2 separate regions of the Homo sapiens genome follow, and region 2 is linked to region 1. Evidence: chromatin loops called from intact Hi-C (ENCODE). Cell type or tissue: Calu3. All regions are shown on one strand. Links, peaks and the distances in the headings refer to the core of each region. The heading gives the core; the rest is flanking DNA. Region 1 overlaps BARX2 (BARX homeobox 2). Region 2 has its middle 110 kb from the start of LINC01395.

What was found. A loop is a pair of places that touch in the nucleus more often than their neighbours do. Peaks named below come from ENCODE experiments on the same cell type or tissue, not always from the same donor. Only the 100,000 strongest peaks of a DNase experiment are listed, where the experiment ranks them.
Region 2: it touches region 1 in a loop (2.4-fold over the local background); 2 of 110 quality-filtered maps call a loop at or near these places.

What each region holds. Positions count from the first base shown.
Region 1 is chr11:129,386,632-129,397,196 of GRCh38, reverse strand. All of the region lies in intron 1 of BARX2 (BARX homeobox 2), which reads right to left. Among named protein-coding and RNA genes, the nearest start is that of BARX2, 16 kb to the right of the region's middle. In Calu3, for the core only: no CTCF peak of the experiment used is centred there; a DNase peak (open chromatin) is centred at 6,423.
Region 2 is chr11:129,497,061-129,507,625 of GRCh38, reverse strand. No RefSeq gene overlaps it. Among named protein-coding and RNA genes, the nearest start is that of LINC01395, 110 kb to the left of the region's middle. In Calu3, for the core only: no CTCF peak of the experiment used is centred there; no DNase peak of the experiment used is centred there.

The sequences.
Region 1 (10,565 bases), core at 1,724-9,723:
TCCTCCCCATTTAGCCTCCCAAGGAGCTGGGACTACAGGCACATACCACCACGCCCGGCTAACTTTTGATTTTTTGTAGAGATGATGTCTCACTATGTTGCCCAGGGTGGTCTTGAATTCCCAGGCTCAAGCAATCCTCCTGCTTCAGCCTCCCAAAGTGTTGGGATTACAGATGTGAGCCACCGTGCCCAGCCTTGTAAGTTTTTAAAGGTTTTCTAGTTATTCTTATCATCAGCTTTATGGGACACTAAGGTGACAAGAACTACTCAGCCTCTACTTTATGGGAGTTCATTTGTGTGTGAGAATAGATAGGATGTAAAATCCATGAGCTGGTAACTCCACCAGTCTTTCTTCTGGGGCATCTTGGGGCAAAAGAGTTCAGGGGTTCTAGGAGACACAGTCATTGTCTACAGCTGCAAGTTCAAATCCCACGTCCTGTAGCTCTCAGTGTCCTCATCAAATTCCAGCATATTCTATTACTCCAATTCCTTTTTCATGTTTAAACTGTTGTGAAGAGTTGCTATGCACTGTTGAACAGCTGCCACCTCACCCCGTCCCCCCACCCACCACATGGGTTACACTTGAGTCGTGTAGATTAACTTGAAATGAACCATTATCCCTCATGATGAAGTACAGACAATATGAACTTAGAGAGTTTTCTTAAAAAGTAGACTGTTTACTACCTACAAATAAATCCTTTAATTTAAGAATTCCCAAGCTGGAAGAGATCACTGCAGAAAATATAGTCTACTAGCTAGGTGTGACAAACTGCATATTATAAATACTTAGACAAAAAAAAAAAAAGGTGAGTGGGGAGGAGTGGCAATATCAGAAAGCCACAGGTGTGGGGCCAAGGCGATCCCTAAATCCCAGGGCAGGGAGACGTCAAGTAAGAGAAAACATATTACCTACATCAAGTAAGAGAAGAAAAGTGCTGTAAAGAAACACGAGCAGTTTAGTAAGGTTCAAAACCATACTATTTTGACCATCTACTAAGTGCAAAAATGTATGCTGGTGTGAGGGGCCCCAAGATGAAGGAACAGTCTTTGCTGGAAGGAAGCTCAGAGCCCCATGGGAGAGACAGTCGATGTCATGCATTAAATAAGCCGGTGCTACCGGAGCACACAGAGAGAGGGCAGCTGACGGATGGATCTGGTGGTTATTATTACACCCCTAGCTTCTTGCAGATTGTGTTTCCTGGCTTTCTGCTGTAGAAACAGACAGAAACATCTAAGATTCTATATTTTTCAGAGGTGAAATCTTTTGTCCACACGAGATTCAGGAGACTGCGCTCAATCTCTATAGCAAACCCTGAGCACGGGTGTCGCTATACCCATTTCACCATGAGCAGCCTGCCCAGGTCACCCAGTGAGCGGCAGAACTGGAAGCTGAATCCACACCATCAGGCTCCAAGTCCTGCTGCCTTCCTATTACTTTCCTGAAACAGATTTTACACGTGCAGAGATTCTCTTTAAGGAGAAGACAGTCAAAACCCACCCCCAGGCAAATGCAGAGCTGACCAGCACTGAGAGATGAGAGGAGTGGATTTCTTCCATGCTGAACCATGGCTATTTCAGGATGGGTGCAGAGAGAGAGGGCTGAACGTGGCACTGGAGGGGTGTGACCGGGAGGGCCGGAGGAGATTTCAAGAACACGAAAAGCCTCACACACAACCCTAAATGCACGGAACTCACGGCCCACTAACTCAATCTAATCCAAACGACCTCACTAAAATCACTCTTGCAAAGCTGCTGCTTCCTTCAGACAGAAACCCTCAGGAGAGTTTGTGGACAAGCTGTCAGAGAGGCCTGTGCCATTATTTGTTGACACAACAGCAGGATCCTTCAAGGGTAGTGCTGGTCCTCGAACATCACTGGCGACAGCAGAGTTGTATGACAATGGAAATATTGTCAATCCCAGAAACCAGCCTACGGGAACTAAATAGACTCTCTAGGCTCGGCACAGTCAACAGGGTAGAGAAAAGCATTTTAAAAATCAAATCCCAAACTGTCATTATGGATTTGATTAGTGACTTTGTTTTTTAAATTATATAAAATAAATTAAGATGCACAGAAGCAACAAAATATATATTATTATAAAAAGCAACTTGTGGCTTCTAATTTAGAAATGGTAGTACAGATTCATATAGCTAGTTTAGAGTCATTGTATTTCAAAGGCATTGCAAGCCTCCGAGTGATCTTGGTTGAGCAATTTAATTACTCTGGGCTTTGGTTTTCTTTCCAGTCAAAAAAAAAAAAAAATGCTGAGTGGACTATAGCTTCCTGCCTGTCCTAAACCTCGGTGCCTTTGCACAGCTCTGCAGATTATTTCAAAAGGTTTCTAAAGTCTTTTGAAGCTAAAAATATGTTAGAAATAAACATTACTTTTCCAGTCCGCAAATAAATGTGAGTAGGGCAGAGGCCATTTTACCTATATAATGCAATTCTTTTGTTGCTCTGGATGAAAAAGCTTTATTAATGTTTAATTTAGAGAAGTACTTCACATTCTAACTAAAATTATTTAATATTTTAAAATTCATTTTATTAAAATATTTATAAAACATATGCTGTTAAATTGGGAAGACTTATTTTCTAGTGGTTTTACAATAAATGCCTTGATTTGGTTTAGAAATTAAAATAAATCATTGTTCAACTCTGGGGAAAAAAATTTAACCAAAAAAAAGCCACTAAAAATAAACCCACTTCATAGGTAGTTAGCATGCGTCCTAAAATAAAAACTACATCTGTTTGTTCAAGGCGCAGATATTACAATTTTCATTAAACTGTAGAACTATTTTTCTCATAGAAAAACTATTTCACTTAAGTGAGTCCTCCTGATCATTAGTTTTCTAAAAAGGAATTTAACAAGCATGTTCAAAGCAGCAAAAACAACCGCAAAGCCCATCAACAAAACAGATAAACAGTATGGTTTATGTACACACTGGACACTCTATCAATGAAAATGAGTGAACCGTAGGTACACACAACAGCAGAGAGGAATCTGGGAAATGCAATGCTATGAGAAAAAAGCAAGTCACAAAAAGTATAGTGTGATTCCATCTATATAAAGTTCAAAAATGACCAAAGCTCAACAACATATGATTTAGGGATAACACATGGCAAAACTACAGAGAAAAGCTGAGAACTGAAATACTGGTGACCTCTAATGGGGGAGAGACGCAGACAGCATCAGGGAGGGGAACCCAGGCAACCCAGAAGAAATGTTCTTTTTCTTTTGTTTAAATTTATTTCTTAAATGTTTTATAGGGATGAGGTCTCACTATGTTGCCCAGGCTGGTCTCAATCCTGGCCGCAAGCAATCCTCCTGCCTCAGCCTCCCAAAGTGTTGAAATTATAGGCATGAGCCACCCTGTCTAGCTGAAATATTTTTCTTAAACTGGGTGGTGGGTAGACACAAGTGTTCATTGTATTACTATTCTTTTTATCATACATATATTTTATAAACATTTTCCTTACTCAATATTTAATTTTTAAAAATATTAACAGTAAGATAAAATTCATTTAAATCATAGCCATTCTGGAATAGTTCCTAAGGTTGTGGATAAAATATTGAACTGTGTCCCTGTCATTAACTCACTTTGCAAATTTGGACACTAATACATTCCCTAGAACTTCAGCTATGTAAGAACTTTACTGCTCCAGGAAAAAAAAAAAAAGGATATCCTAATCATTCTAGGGATAGTTTTATATGGCCTACAAAGAAAGAACTAGATGAGGAAAATCAAATCAGTAATAATAGAAAATCAGAAAATATTTAAATATTTAATATTTAATATTTTTAGAAAGCATTACTGAGGATCTATCTACTCTGTACCCAGCACCATACTTTTCAAAATAAGAAATTCTTGAGTCTAAGCCACATTAGACAATAGAGTTCCCAAAGGGTGATCAGGACCGGATTTGTCTTCTGTTCCTCCACTCTTTTTGTTGCTGTTGTTTTTAGATATAGGATTTTCCTCTGTTGCCTAGGCTGGAATGCAGTGATGCAATCATAGCTCACTGCAGCCTTGAACTCCTGGGCTCAAGCAATCCTCTGGTCTCAGCTAATTTTTTTTAATTTTTATTTTCAGTAGAGACAAGATCTCTCCATGTTGCCCAGGCTGGTCTCAAATTCCTGGGCTCAAATGATCCTCCTGTCTTGGCCTCTCACAGTCCTAGGATTACAGGCATGAACAACCATTTCTGGCCTTCTATCTGTCTCTTTACCTGTCAAATGAGAATAATAATAGTATCTCCTCATATGACTGTGGTATAATTAAACAAGTTAGCCGGGCGCAGTGGCTCACACCTCTAATCTCAGCACTTTGGGAGGCTGAGGCAAGTGGATCGCTTGAGGCCAAGAGTTCAAGACCAGCCTGGGCAACATGACAAGACCCCGTCTCTACTAAAATACAAAAAATTAGCTGGGCACGGTGGCACGCATCTGTATCCCAGCTACTCAGGAGGCTGAGGCCCAAGAATTGCTTGCACCCAGGAAAGAGAGGCTGCAGTGGGCCGAGATCATACCACTGCCCTCCAGACTGGGCAACAGAGCGAGACTCTGTCTCAAAAAACAAGAATCAAACAAAAAAAAAGTTAATTCATATAAGAGCATTCAGAGCAGTTCCTGGCACATAGTATTATACCAGTGTTTCCTGTTATGTGTGTGTATTGTTATTATTATTGTTTTTTCAACATCATCTGTGATTTGGAGTAAGAAAATCAGGTGTCACCTGTACCACACATACTTTTCTTGGAAGTGGAATTTTACCTACCAACATCAGTCATCTCCTCTGACATTAATCGACCTTGCACTTGTGCACACTCCTCTCCATTTTATGGTAAGGGCCAGATCTCAAGGGTTCTTCAGCCTACTGGCTGGTAAGCCCGACAGTGCACAGGAAGTTGCAGCAAATCAGGTTAATTTCGCATCTCTCACCCCACAGTGGGTTTCATTAGCTCAAAGGCTACCTTGGAGACGCAAAGCCTCACCCTGACCCAAGGGCCTCAATGTAAATAAGAGAGCAACTAGAGAGAGTCGTGCTTCATCCTTCCTGAGAGGTCTGGCAGTTCCTGACCCTGAAGAGTTGAAAATTCCAAAGGCACATAGTCTCCTGCACTTCCCCAGCAGAGTGGACCATCCCAATTAAGTGTTCCATCCAGCTATGCAAGCCCTTCAGGACAGAGCTGTGGCGATGTGATTGTGTAACTTTTATTACCATTACTATTACTTCTAGGGATGGGCAGCAGGTTAAAGTCAATTAAGAAGCATATAAACTGTCATCCAAATCTCAAACTGAAAAATGCCAGTGATGCTGACACGCCCAGCCTCTCCTCAGGGGCCATCCTCAGATTCCCCCTGGGAAAACCGGTCGGGGCTGCAGCAGCAAAGAGAAAGTCCCAAAAATACTTTGTTGAATTCTACCACTTTACTATAAATATTTTTGACCCCCCTCTCCGTGCAGAAAATCCTGTGTTACTTCTAGAAAGGTCTGGAAATTTATCCTTAAAGCCCAGAGCCTGATCTCACTTTAAGAGAGTCCTTGCAAAATTCCCCACTAAACTCCCACTGTCGGGTCTTTCTCGTGTCACAGGATGACAACAGAACCCTGGATCAAAGGAGGTATTTTTGTGCCCTGGAATGACATCATAGTTTATGGATCAGTAAAAACCTTATTTCGTAACTGAGGAGCTCTGCTTCCAACAGTCTAGTGGAAGGGTTGGCGAACCTTCCTTGTAAAGGGCCAGCAAGTCAATATTTTAGGCTTTATGGGCCATGCTGTGTCTGTCACAACCTCTCCCTCCACTGTGACAGCATGAAAGCTGCCACAGACAACACGCAGACTGGTGCATGTGCTGTGTTCCAATAACATTTTTATGTACGGACACTGATGTCTGAATTTCACATAATTTTCACAGGTCACGAAATGTTCCGCTTTTGATTTCTTTTCCTCGGTTTACGAATGTGAAAACCATCCTTAGCTTGTGGTAGTAGAACAATTCGTAGTGGGCCAGATTTAGCCAATCCCTGGTCTAGCTTTCTGTGGAAACACCATAATACATGTAATCCCCTGGAGACTGCAAGGAGTCCCTCCCGAAAAGCAGCAAATTAATCCTCCTTCATCAATCACTGCTCCCCAACATACTGGGGAGGTAAGATGTGTTTTACCAACAGCAGAAACTGACGTATTGAAACATCACAGAATGAGGCAGTGGAGGCTCTGGAGGAAAGGTTTTTGACAGGAGTTCTACTTTAAATCCTGCTTCCACACCGCCTGTGCGTCAAGTACACACAATTTTCTGTGCGCCACTGCATGAATACCATTATTGTATTATAATACAGTCGTCATGATCTTTTGTGACCCAGGATGATGAAATTTTTGAATGCACCATTAATACATATGATGATTGGGCTACCTGTGTGGCTGGCCAGGCCATTGCCCAATCAGAAGTCATTGACTGCTGTCAGTTATGGGGAACGCCTCTGAAAATAAGCACGTACTCACAGGGCCATTTCCAAATGAAATCTTCCATTCTCATTTTTCAATTTGTTTTTCTCTTGGAGACAACAAATGCTGAGTAAGCATTTGGATCCCTGTTTCAGTGGACTAACTTGTTTCCTTACCCCTCACTCTCCCTTCCCCATTGGCCAACATTCCTTTTCCACTCCCACCCCATTCCTGCCTACTCCCCTCCTACTGGAACACAAACATATGCATTTTGTTTTTCTGAATCCACAGGCTGAATAGAATATTCTCAACAAGATGCCAACGATCCATGTCTCTGACTGAGTCCTATTTTCAACAATTCAGAAAACTCAGACTCTATGGTTCTGAGGACCCTAGGGGACAAAGTCAGCCTTCTCACTCTTCATAAATACATGCCACTCCGTCTCAGTGGTGATGACACATCCACCTGTCTTATCCCACTTGGCCCCCACCCACCACAGAACCTGGATGAGGCCACTAGAGATTGCCTGTCGGAATCATCATTATAAATGGCTGGACAGAGGCATCACCCTGTTCACTGGCGATGCCTTTGCACCATAGAAGGTGAGAACTCCTCATCAAGAGAATTCTTCTCACACCGTGGAGGGGATTCATCAATTAAAGTATTTCACCAGCAGATACTAAACTTCATAAGACACTAGTGACCAGCTGAGAAACACAATCCCAAAAAAATCCACATGGAACTCTTCCTCAGGCAGTTCCTCCACGTGACAGCCATCCATCATTACCACTTAGAATACATTCAGAAGCTAGCCCCACCAGTAATTTAAAAGCTGTCACAAAGGCACTTCATTTGGAACTCACTCTGAATCACAGACCCAATAATATACTAGGAAAGTGATTAGTTGTCATACTGCTACCATTTTCCATGCTACCTAATTGGAAAAGAACATCTCAGTGGAGTTATTTTCCTCTCTCAGTGCTCGAAAATAAGAAAAAAAGAATAGTTTCATTTTTTTTCAAAAAAAAAAAAGACTATCCCTAACTCTACTCTTGAAAGAAGAAAAGAAATCAAACGTGTTGAGAAATTCTGCCACTTTTCTAGGACAGTTCTTGAGACTCTTACAGCTGTGTGATGAAACATTTCCTAGGGGCAATGAATCCTAGGAAACTCTTGTTAAAAAAAAAAATAAAGTAACAAAGCACATCTTGTGATGTTGTAGCGCTGACCTGTTTGTGCCACTCATTTATGAATTTATAAAATTCTGAATTCATATTACAAAACAGAAAAGTGGGAGGAATGAAACATACCTAATTCATGAAGACTTGAACTCAAACAATTCACAGACCACCCAGGTTGCAAGGGGTCTTAAAAGCAGCTAGTGTCGCTGTAACCCAGAAAAATGCCCTGGAGTAAAGTGGGGTTTTTCAAGATTTAAATTTTTCTTAAGTTTAATTCACCAATAATGGTAATCTTTCCCTAAAGGGTTGTACTTCAGTGATGAGGTTACTATTGTAAGATAATTATTTTTAATAGAAGCTATCAAATACTAAGCACTTTGTTACCACAAACTATACTAGGAGTTTTATATACATTATCTCATTTAACCTCCACAACTAACCCTATCATGTGATTATTATTATCTTCATTTTACAGATGAGGAAATTACGTGTCATAGAAGTTAAGTTTACCTAAGGTCACACAGCCAATAAAATACTGAGAGCTTTATATACATTATCTCATTTAACCTCCACAACTAACCCTATTATGTGATTATTATTATCTTCATTTCACAGATGAGGAAACTGAGTGTCATAGAAGTTAAGTAATTTACCTAAGGTCACACAGGCAATAAAATACAATAAAACCCAGGACCGTCTGACTCAAAACCCCAACAGTAGGATTACTCCACTAAATGGTTTCATACATTTGAGTCGTGGGGTGCAAATTACATCAATCTCATATTTAAGCTGTTATCTACATTATTGTGGTTCCCAGAGTTGACTTTTCATTGCAATCATACAGAAAGGTTTTTAAAAATAGAGATTCCCAGAATCCACTCCAGCTCAGCCAGATATAATGTGAAAAAATAATCTCGTTCTTTTAAGTGATGCCAATCAACGACCAGACATTTTTTCTCACTGAACCTAATGAGTATTCCATGAAAAATATCCGAAGTGTTAACTCTCAAGGCATTTGGTTGGCTTTAGTTGTTCAGCACTTTCTCTCTAGTTGATAATGAATGAATGAGTAGGAATTCCACCCTTGATTCCCCTAGGAAAGCTTTATTCAAAGAATGACAGCTGATGGAAGCACCGTGACCCAGAGATTGGTAGCGAATGCTACACAGACACGGACACAGACCCCAGGGCAGTGAGGAGTGGAGAGTCACACAGCCAGATGGTAACAGGTCTGCAATCTCCCAATCACCTCCCTTCCCCGCAAAACCCCACCGCCTCTTGGAATCCCTCTGGAATCATTCAGAAACCCCAATCACCACAGGAAATGAAAGACGAACTGGCACACATTAAATTAGTATAAATATGTGTAAAAGAGTTGGCAGGTTCAAAATAAGTTCCAACAGAGCTGATGCATTAATTGGACCTTACCATATATATTTTTTATATCTACACACACACACACACACACACACAGTATGTTGCCTATATGTAATGAGACAGACATGTTCTAATTTACACATTTTCATATAATCATATCCAGTACTGGAGTCTATATTGAAAGAGACAGATGCAAGTTCCAATCTCAACCCTGCCACTTATTCGTGTGACCCCGTTCCCATTTCTTAACCTCCTTGAGATTCACTTTCCCTGCCTGAAAAGCAGTGGTAATAGTAACTATTTCACTAGAACACATTTATGTATACAAGCACCTAGCACAGTGCCGGGCACGTGGTTGCCATTTATTATTGTTGTTACTCCTATTTAGCACCTCCCTAAGAAATGAAATATGCTGTTTAGCCCCTGATTGTTCTAACCAGCAAAGGCCCAATCTCCCAGTAGAAAAAAAAGCAAGCACTCCAATAGGATGTTCCTTCATGCCTTGCTCTGAACTGATGATTGAAAACATGCTTCCAATAGCCACAGCTGTCTAATGTGCTGAGGTTCATTAATGAGTTACCATGATATCCAGGGATAACAATATTAACAACACCTTTCCGAAATATCTCCTCTGGGGTAACTTACCAATTATTTCAGTAAAATGTTTAGTCATGGAAAAGAAAGGTCTTAGATTGGAACCATATTAAAACACCTTCCTCTCTCTCTCTTTCAGTGAAACACATTTAAAATTTACCCTAAATATCCTAAATCCTTGCTTGTCTTTTCCTAAGTAGTTCCAGACAGAGGATTCAAAAGTGGATCTGTCAGATTTGTTGCAAGTGAACAGACTCCCCTGGGTTGCAGGAGGAAGTCCTCCGCATTTTTTCTGACTTATGTAGTCCCACGGCAGCTCTTTGGAATATCTTCCTTGATAATGTTTCCTATATTGACAGCCCCAAGCCTGGCTAGTTCATTTTACGAGGAATAAGGTTTCACTGGAGAGTTCCAGGAGGTCGAAAGAGTAAGGCACAAGCAAAAGTGTCAGTCTGTTTAACTGATCCCAGCCAGAGTGTGCGACTATCTGCGTATAATAAAATGCAGAAGGACTTTGTCCCGTAACCCGCGAAAGTCTGAACCCTGGTAATGAAACTGATAGAGCCACCATCCTTTCCATCACGTCCAGTTTGGGCACAGTCCTCGTGCTTAGCACCAAAGAAAATCTGGCCACCCTGGCCACAGATCCTGTGGGTGGGGTGAGGCCCCCCTCCAGAGCTTTAATTTGTTTATTTGTCTATGTATTTGTTTAGGCAGACAGGAGTGGTGGCAGGAAGGGAAATGCTTTGGCAAACTCTTGATTGTACAAACTGTTTCCTCCACACTAATACTTTCCCTTTGGAAGGACACAGAAAGATAGAGCTCCCAAAAGGCCACGTTTTTGCCAAAATGTCTAATAGCAACATTTCTAAATTGGGACTACTTTGCTGAGAAAAGAAAAACGTCTTTGGTGTTGGGCTGAATAAAGTTTCTGCCACTATGGTTGTCATTAGGGAGTAAAATG
Region 2 (10,565 bases), core at 1,708-9,707, 110 kb before region 1:
ACTTTACAATGTCGTTTTCAGCTGTGTATGTTAATGGTGAGTACCCATACACCATTCTGTTTTTCACTTTCAGTATGATATTCAATAAATTATGTGAGTTATTATTATAAAATAGGCTTTATAAAATTGGCTTTATGTTAGATGATTTTGTTATAAAATAGGCTTTATTATTATAATAAATAATTTTCTATTATAAAATAGGCCTTATTATTATTTGTTATTATAAAATAGGCTTTATGTTAGATGATTTTGCCCAACTTCAGGCTAGTGTAAGCATCCTGAGCACATTTAAAGTAGGCTACATTAAGTGATGTTTCATTATTATTATTATTATTATAAAATTACATTATTATATTATTATTATAAAAACACATTGAGCACATTTAATGTACTTATGTACATTAAATACATCAGTACATTAAATGTGCTCAATGTGCTTTTGGCTTACAGTATTTTCTACTTATGATGGGTCTGTTGTGATACAGTCCCATCATAAGTTGAGGAGCATCTGTACTCAATTTTAAGACTTACTATATAGCTACACAACTCAAGACTGTGGTACTAGCAGAAGGAAAGGCACTTAGATCAATGGGAAAGAATAGAGAACCCAGAAATAAGCCCATACAAATATGCTCAGCTAATTTTTGCAAAAGCAATTCAAAACAAGCAACAAATGGTTCTGAGCAATTGGAAATCCATAGGCCAAAATATGAACCTCGACCTAGGTCTTACACCTTATCCAAATTTAAATGTAAAACATAAAGTATAAAACCTTTAGAAAAAAATATAAGAAAAAATCTTGGGATAAAGAACTAGGCAAAGAGTTTGACTTGAGACCAAAAGCATGTTCCATAAAAGGAATAAAATAGATTGGGCTTCATCAAATTTAAAAACTTTTTCTCTACAAAAGATCATGTTAAAAATATGGAAAAGCATAATGTGAAAAAATATTGCAAACCACATATCTGACAAAGGACTAGTATCTAGATACTCGATAGTAAAAAAGCTAACAAGCCAATTAGAACGTAGCTAAGAGATAATTCACTTAAGAAGTTATGTAGATGACAAACAAGCACATGAAAGGATGTTTAACATAATTAACCTTAGGGAAATAAAATTACAGTGTGATATTACCACATACCTACCAGGACTGCTAAAATAAAAAATAATGACAACACCAAATACTAGCAAGAATGTGGAGAAACTGGATCATTCATACATTACTACTGAGAATGTAAAATGGAATAGTCACTCTGAAAAACAGTTTGCCAGTTTCTTAAAAGACTAAACATGCACCGACCGCATGACCCAGTAATTGCACTCCTGGGCATTTATTCCAAATAAATGTTTACTTATATTTACACAAAAACCACAAACAAATGTTTATAGCAGCTTTATTTGTAATAACCCCAAATTATAAAATCTATATGTCCTTCAACAGGTAAATGGATAAGCAAACTGTAGCACACTCATATCATGTAATAATCATGCAATAAAAAAGAACAAATTATTGATCCATGCAACATGCTGGACGAATCTCCGGAGAAATATGCTGAAAGAAAACACCAATTGCAAAAGTTTATATACTGTATGATTCCATTTATACAGCATCCTTAAAATGGCAAAATCATAGAAATGAAAAGAACAAATAAGTGATTGCCAGGGGTTAAGGATGGTGGTGGTGGCTGAAAGGAAGTGGGTGGGACTGTAAAAGAAGAATACTTGAAGGATATATGAAGGATACTTGTGATGGAAATTTTTTTGTATCCTGACTATCAGTGTCAATATCCTGGTTGTGATATTGTGATTTTGCAAAATGTTACCATTAGGGAAAACTGGGTAAAGACTACACAGAATTTCTTTGTATTATTTCTTACAACTGCATGTAAATCTACAACTCTCTCAAAATTAAAAATGTTTATTTATTAGAAAGGTTTTTTTTAATAAGTGCATGTCAAATATTAAGGGGCAGGCAAAAGGAACTTAACCTGTGCTTAGACAACAAGGAACTATGAAATAGCTTCTGTAATGATAGCACCTCTTTATTGAACACTTACTCTATGCCTGGCATTGTTCAAGTTCTTTGTATGCACTCTCTAATTTAATCCTTAAGCAATTTAGAGAGCTTATGTAACCTTGTACAAGTTCACTCAGCAAGTGGAAGAACCAGTAATTTGACCTTGGATCTATTTGATGAGAAAGCATGTGTTCTTAACCACTGTACTATGTAGCCTCCCTATTGCTGAAGCAACGGAATCTGCTGAAAAGTTATGGGTTCAGTAGTATAACCTATTGATCCTAAAAGAAGCCACATGTCCTTTCTGCATTTGCAGCTTCAGAAATACGCCTGTAAAGTTAAATCATCATTTGTTCATTCAGTCTTTCAATTCAGTGCCAGGTATTGTGTAAGGTTCTAGGCATCCAAAGATGCAGAAAAATGTATCACCTGCCTGCTTGTGTGAGGAGCTTGGACACTCCAGGGGGTGACGGACAGTGATTCCTACCTATGTGCCCATTCCTGTGGCCACACGAAGAGAGCTAAATCCAATGTCAGGGTCAAGAGAGCTCTCTGAAAGTCATTTTGTCTCCTGGTCTCAGGTCCCCCCGACAAACTTTGCAAGAGGTCCTTCTTGGAGGTGGAGGTTGTTGGGGAGGTGTGGCACCTCTGAACTTTTTCTTTCAACACTTCACACAAAAATATATACTAGTCAAGCTAAAAAACAAAAACAGAAAATTTAACTCAGGTTTACATTTAGTTCCAGGCTTGAAGTGTTCTTTAGAAATTTTCCTGACTCCAGAAACTTTTTGCATCTCTTTGTCTTCATCTTGATGGGGAAAGGGAAGAGAGAAAATGTAATATAGCGGAAAAACCATAGACTTTTTGGCTAGCCATATCTGAATTCAAATCTTGACTGCCCAATATCGCTAATGTGGTGGATAGTGGTGGATTGCTGATCTTAGCAAGCTATTTAACTTAACCGAGAATGCTTCCTCATCTGTAAAATGGGAATATTAATATTCCTCCTAGCGTTGCTGTAGCCATTCAGTATCATGTAGATAAAACATCTGGCATATGATTGGTGCTTACTAAATGGTACCTATTATTATTTTCTTCCAACATGAAATTTCTTTAAGAGAAAACAGAAAGAATATCTTTGTAACCAAAAGGTGGTAGGTAAAGGTTTCATCAACAAGACTCAGAAAGCAATAACTGTAAAAGAAATATTTGATAAATTAGACTTCATCAAAATTAAAACTACTACCCAATAAAGATACTATTTGGAAAATCTACAAACTAGATTTGCTAGACTGTAGCAAACTACAGATGAGAAGAAAATGTTTCCAGGATGCATACATCTGACAAAAGAATTATACCCCATATCTCTCTGATGGTAGAGGATCTTACAGAGTTTCAGTGGCATTACACTGAATGATTTCACTGTAAGCCCAATTTATGTAGATGGCCTGAAAATTTACATTAAGTATCTACTGAATCCAAAACGTAATCCGAAAACTCCTTATTACCTAACTCCTACTGTACATTTGTTTTCTGAGGATCTTTCTCTTCTTTTGTTTTTTCTTTTTATTGTGAAAGAAACTAGAGTTCCACTAAGGAACCTGCTTAAAATGCATACCCGAGGATTTGTTGTATCAGTTAGGGTTTGTGTTTGCAAACAGGATCCACCGTGACTAGTTTATTTAAAAAAGGAATGTTAGGAATTTGTTAAAGTATGGTAGATAGTACACAGCATTTCCAGAAAAGCCAGAGAGACATATTCTGAAGCTGAGTAGCAACCACACTCAAGAGCTTCTCCACCAAAAATATCTCTACAAATGCTGTTTGGCACCTGTAATGCCTGGAGCCAGATGCCAGAGATACTACCAGTGCCACCTCTGCTGAAACATCCACCTTCCACTAAAATGCCTACCAGTTACTTGTTCCCCCATATCTGGCCACCTCCTCACATAGCTCACTTCTTCATTCAAGTCCTAACAGCAAGGATCTGATTGATAGAACCTAGATCACATGACTGCAAAGTTAGTTGACTTCTACCTTAGAAGAGTAGTCTTAAAATATAGGAGATCTGAAAAAATACAGGAAGGATATTTTAAAATGCTGGCTGCCACGATAAGAAAGGGCTATCCATTTTACCCTTCTTGTACAACAGAGTCTAGAAAACTAAAAACATGTCTCAGATACCTTTGCAGTTATGACTCAGGATGTAATTTAGGATTCACCAATCCCATGCTCCTACGTAAGATTTGGAAGGCAGAATTGAGGTGGAGGCCATGCTTTTGTTAGTTATCTCTGTTGATTCTCCTAGCTAGTCTTGGTTGTGTTGAAGTTTGGGGTGTGTATGTGTGTAAGTGCTTTGTTTTTCTTGTTTTGGTTTTGGTTTTGATTTTTTGTTCTTTGGTTAGAGTTGGCAGGATTCCTACTATCCAATCCTTAGCTTTATTGTTGTTAAAAGGCAGAATTAGGGGAGCATATATGTTTTGCTGTTTGGATTTAGGAAGCATCATTTGATTATGGAATTTGCTATTGCATAATGGTGGCTTTCTGTGGTGTGGATGGTGGATAAAATGGTGTATTTCTAGAGTCATCATTTATAGTGGTGGATTCTTGATTCCCAATTTTCCTGCTTCTTGAAAAGGTAAGGTAAGCAGGAAGCTCCCTTCTCTGACTGGCAAGTTTAGTAGTGTCGTCCTAAAATTCATTTCTTCAGCCCTTCCAAAGATTTTCATAAGCACTAACTCCCGGTATTTAATCTCTTTCTGCTGAAAATAGATGATTTCTGTTATTTATCATTTAATCTTTTCTAACATAGGTATTAGTTCTATAAATTTCCCTTTATCTACTACTTTAGCTGCATCTCACAAAATTTGGTATGTTGAATTTTCATTTAGTTTAAAATAATTTTCTAGTTTCCTCTGTCGTCTCTTTTTTTACTCATGAGTTATTTACTTGTATGTTATTTAGTTTGCAAATATTTAGAAATTATCCTAGTGTCTTTTTGCTATTGATATCTAATTTAATTCTATTGTGGAAAGACAACATACTTGGATTTGAATTAAATGTATTGTGACTTGTTTTATGGCCTAGAATATACCTTATCTTGGTAAATGTTCTGTACATCCTTAAAAATAATGTGTAATGTGCTGCGGGCTCTATAAATGCCAATATGTCAGGATGCTAGTGTTGTTAAAGTTTTCTGTATTCTCATTGATTTTCTGTCTATATGCTCTATCAGTTATTGAAATAGGCATGTTAAAATCACTAACTATAATTGTGTATTTGTCTATTTTTCTATCAGTTTTTGTTTCCTATATGTCAATGCTATGTTATATTAAATGCATGAACATTGGGGATTGTCATGTCCTCTAATGAATGGCCTGTTTTATCATTATGAGCAAACCCTCTTTATCCCTGGTAATATTCTTTATTCTGAAATCTACTTAGTCTGTTAATAATATATTACTTTGGTTTTCCTTTAACTAGTGTTAGCATGGTATGTCTTTTTCTATTCTTTTTACTTTGAACTTAGGTGTGTCTTTGAATTTGAAGTGGGTTTCCTGTAGGCAGCATATAGTTGGATCTTGCTATTTTTTTCAATCCAATCTTAAAATCTCTGCCTTTTAATTGGGGTGGTGGAGACCATTTACATTTAATTGTTAGGCTCGAATATTTCATCCTGCTATTTGTTTTCAATTTGTTCCACTTGTGTTTATTTTTTCCTCCTGTGATGCTCTAGATTATTTTTATAGTTCCATATGAAGTTCATCTCATAATGATAAAATGGCCAGTTCAACAGAGGATATAAAAATTCTACATGTTCATGAGCCTAATAAAATAGCTGATAAACACCTACACATATATTACATTTAACTATGTATAAATACAATTTTTATATATACAGATTAAGTATTCCTAATTTAAAAATCCAAAATCCAAAATGCTCCAAAATCTACTTTTTAAGTGTCAACATGACACTCAAAAAAATGCTTATGGGAGAATTTTAGACTTCAGATTTTTGGATTATGGATGTTCAACCTGTATCATGTATATGATATGTTAATATATGTATTATTAACTATTTTAGAGATTACTTTAAGGTTTATAGTATATATCTGTAACTTATCACAGTTTATCTTCAAATAATATTATAGTACTTCACATAAAACTTACTACATAAGCCTTACTACAATATACTTCCATTTCTCTCCTCTTAGCCTTTGAGTTATTATTGTCATATGTTTTTCCTCTACACATGTTGGAAATTCTACAATGTGTTGTTATTATTATTTTTGCTTAAATAATTACTTTTTAAAAGGTTTGTAAAATGAGAAAAAATCTTTTATATTTATCCACATAGTTACCATTTCCAGTCTCCTTAATCGTTTGTGTAGATTCAAACTTTTATCTGGTATCTATACCTTTTATATACACATGCTATAAAAACCCCTATTATTATTATTGTTGTTGTTGTTGTTTTGGAGATGGGGTTTCACTCTGTTACCCAGGCTGGAGTGCAACAGTAATCATAGGTCACTGCAGCCTTGAACTCCTGAGCTCAAGCAGTCCTCTCACCTCAACAATCTGAGTAGCTGAGACTACAAGCATGCACCACGTCCAGGTAATTTTTTTATTTTTTGTAGAGATGAGGTCTCATCATGTTGCCTAGGCTGGTCTTGAACTCCTGGGCTCAAGTGATCCTCCTGCCTTAGCCTCCCAAAATGCTGGGATTACAGGTGTAAGCCACGGTGTCTGGTCTTGAATTTCTTTTGTTACCAATGCAATTCTTAATGCTTTGGTGAAGAGTGGCTTACAGGCATGATATTATTTTTATATGCATTATCAATTATCTTTTAAAGATACACAAATAAAAATTATTTTGTATTGATCCATGTAGTTACCATTTCCAGTGCTTTTCATTCCCTTGTGTAGAACCTGATTTCTGTCATTTTTCTCATTTTTCTTCTGCCTGAAGAATAAATAGGTCTGCTGGTGATAAATTCTTTCTGCTTTTGAATGTCTGAAAAAAGTCAATTTCACCTTCATTTTCGAAAGTTTTAAGGGGTGTAAAATTCTAAGTTGAAAGGGTTTTCTTTTCCTTTTGGTATTTCAAACATATTGCTCCACTGTCTTCTGGCTTACAATGTTTCCAAGAAGAAATTGGCAGTAATTATCTTTGTTCTTCTGTACAGTAATGTATCTTTTTTCCTGGCTGCTTTTCAGATTTTCTCCTTATCATGTGTTTTAATTAATTTCACAATGATGTGACTTGTGCTGTAGTGTAGTGTTCTTCATGTTTCTTAGGTTTGGGATTTGCTGAACTTGTTGGATCTGTAGACTTAACATTTTCATTAAATTTAGAACATTTTCAGCCATTATTTTTCCTTTTTTTTTTTTTTGAGACAAAGTCTTACTCTGTCACACAGGCTGGAGTGCAGTGGCCCAATCTAGGCTAACTGCAACCTGAAACCTCCGCCTCCATGGTTCAAGCAATTCTCGTGCCTCAGCCTCCCAAGTAGCTGGGACTACAGGTGTGGGTCACCACACCCAGCTATTTTTTGTATTTTTAGCAGAGATGGGGTTTCATCATGTTGGTCGGGCTGGTCTTGAAATCCTGACCTCAAGTGATCTGCCCACCTTGGCCTCCCAAAGTGCTGGGATTACAGGCATGAGCCACCACACCTGGCCATTATTTCTTAAATATTTTTTTTTCTGTTACCCACCCACTCCTTCCTTCCTTCAGGAGCTCTGATTACATATATATTGTACTGTTTAAAGTTTTTCCACAGCTCCCTGATGCTCTGTTTTTGTTTTTCAGCCTTCTCTTATGTTTCTTCTTGGATAGTTTCTATTGCCATGTCTAAATCTTTTCTTCCGCAATGTTTACTTTGCTGTTAATCTGATTTAGTGAATTTCTCATCTCAGACATTATGACTGTTATAATAATTGTTTTAACAACCTTGTCTGCTAATTTCATCATTTGTGTCATTTCTGAGTTTATTTCATTTAATTGATTTTTTATTATACTTTAAGTTCTAGGGTACATGTACACAACATGCAGGTTTGTTACATAGGTATACATGTGCCATGTTGGTTTGCTATCCCTCCCCCATCCCCCTACCCCATGACAGGCCCGGGTGTGTGATGTTCCCTGCCCTGTGTCCCTGTGTTCTTGTTGTTCAGTTCCCACCTATGAGTGAGAACATGTGGTGTTTGATTTTCTGTCCTTGTGATAGTTTGCTCAGAATGATGGTTTCCAGCTTCATCCATGTCACTACAAAGGACATGAACTCATCCTTTTTTATGGCTGCATAGTATTCTATGGTGTATATGTGCCACATTTTCTTAATCCAGTCTATCACTGATGAACATTTGGGTTGGTTCCAAATCTTTGCTATTGTGAATAGTGCCACAATAAACATACATGTGCATGTGTCTTTACAGTAGAATGATTTATAATCCTTTGGGTATATACCCAGTAATGGGGTCACTGGGTCAAATGGTATTTCTAGTTCTAGATTCTTGAGGAATTGCCACACTGTCTTCCACAGTGGTTGAACTAATTTACACTCCCACCAACAGTGTAAAAGTGTTCCTATTTCTTCACATCCTCTCCACCGTCTGTTGTTTCCTGACTTTTTAATGATCACCATTCTAACAGGTGTGAGATGGTATCTCATTGTGGTTTTGACTTGCATTTCTCTGATGACCAGTGATGATGAGCATTTTTTCATATGCCTATTGGCTGCATAAATGTCTTCTTTTGAGAAGTGTCTGTTCATATCCTTCACCCACTTTTTGATGGGGCTGTTTGTTTTTTTCTTGTAAATATGTTTAAGTTCCTTGTAGATTCTGGATATTAGCCCTTTGTCAGATGGGTAGATTGCAAAGATTTTCTCCCATTCTGTAGGTTGCCTGTTCACTCTGATGGTAGTTTCTTTCTCTGTGCAGAAGCTCTTTAGTTTAATTAGATCCCATTTGTCAATTTTGGTTTTTGTTGGAATTGCTTTTTGTGTTTTAGTCATGAAGTCTTTGCCCATGCCTATGTCCTGAATGGTATTGCCTAGGTTTTCTTCTAGGGTTTTTATGGTTTTAGGTCTTACATTTAAGTCTTTAATCCATCTTGAGTAAATTTTTGTATAAGGTGTAAGGAAGGGATCCAGTTTCAGCTTTCTACATATGGCTAGCCAGTTTTCCCAGCACCATTTATTAAATAGGGAATACTTTCCCCATTTCTTGTTTTTGTCAGGTTTGTCAAAGATCAGATGGTTGTAGATGTGTGGTGATACTTCTGAGGGCTCTATTCTGTTCCATTGGTCTATATATCAATTTTGGTACCGGTACCATGGTATTTTGGTTACTTTAGCCTCGTAGTATAGTTTAAAGTCAGGTAGCATGATGCCTCCAGCTTTGTTTTTTCGCTTAGGATTGTCTTGGCTATGTGGGCTCTTTTTTGATTCCATATGAACTATAAAGTACTTTTTTCCAATTCTGTGAAGAAAGTCAGTGGTAGCTTGATGGGGATAGCACTGAATCTATAAATTACCTTGGGCAGTATGGCCATTTTCACGATATTTATTCTTCCTATCCATGAGCGTGGAATGTTCTTCGATTTGTTCATGTCCTTTTTTATTTCATTGAGCAGTGGTTTGTAGTTCTCCTTGAAGAGGTCCTTCACATCCCTTGTAAGTTAAATTCCTAGGTATTTTATTCTCTTTGTAGTAATTGTGAATGGGGGTTCGCTCATGATTTGGCTTTCTGTTTGTCTATTATTGGTGTATAGGAATGCTTGTGATTTTTACACATTGATTTTGTGTCCTGAGACTTTGCTGAAATTGCTTATCAGCTTAAGGAGATTTTGGGCTGAGACAATGGGGTTTTCTAGATATACAATCATGTCATCTGCAAACATAGACAACTTGACTTCCTCTTTTGCTAATCGAATACCCCTTATTTCTTTCTCTTACGTGATCGCCCTAGCCAGAACTTCCAACACTATGTTGAATAGGAGTGGTGAGAGAGGGCATCCTTGTCTTGTGCCAGTTTTCAAAGGGAATGCTTCCAGTTTTTGCCCATTCAGTATAATATTGGCTGTGGGTTTGTCATAAATAGCTCTTATTATTTTGAGATACATCCAATCAATACCTAGTTTATCAAGAGTTTTTAGCATGAAGGGCCATTGAATTTTGTTGAAGGCCTTTTCTGCATCTATTGTGATAAGCATGTGGTTTCTGTTGTTGGTTCTGTTTATGTGATGGATTACATTTATTGATTTGCGTATGATGAACCAGACTTGCATCCCAGGGATGAACCCAACTTGATCATGGTGGATAAGCTTTTTCATGTGCTGCTGGATTCAGTTTGCCAGTATTTTATTGAGGACTTTTGCACTGATGTTCATCAAGGATATTGGCCTAAAATTCTCTTTTTTTGTGTATCTCTGCCAGGCTTTGGTATCAGGATGGTGCTGCCTCATAAAATGGGTTAGGGAGGATTCCCTCTTTTTCTATTGATTGAAATGGTTTCAGAAGAAATGGTACCAGGTCCTTCT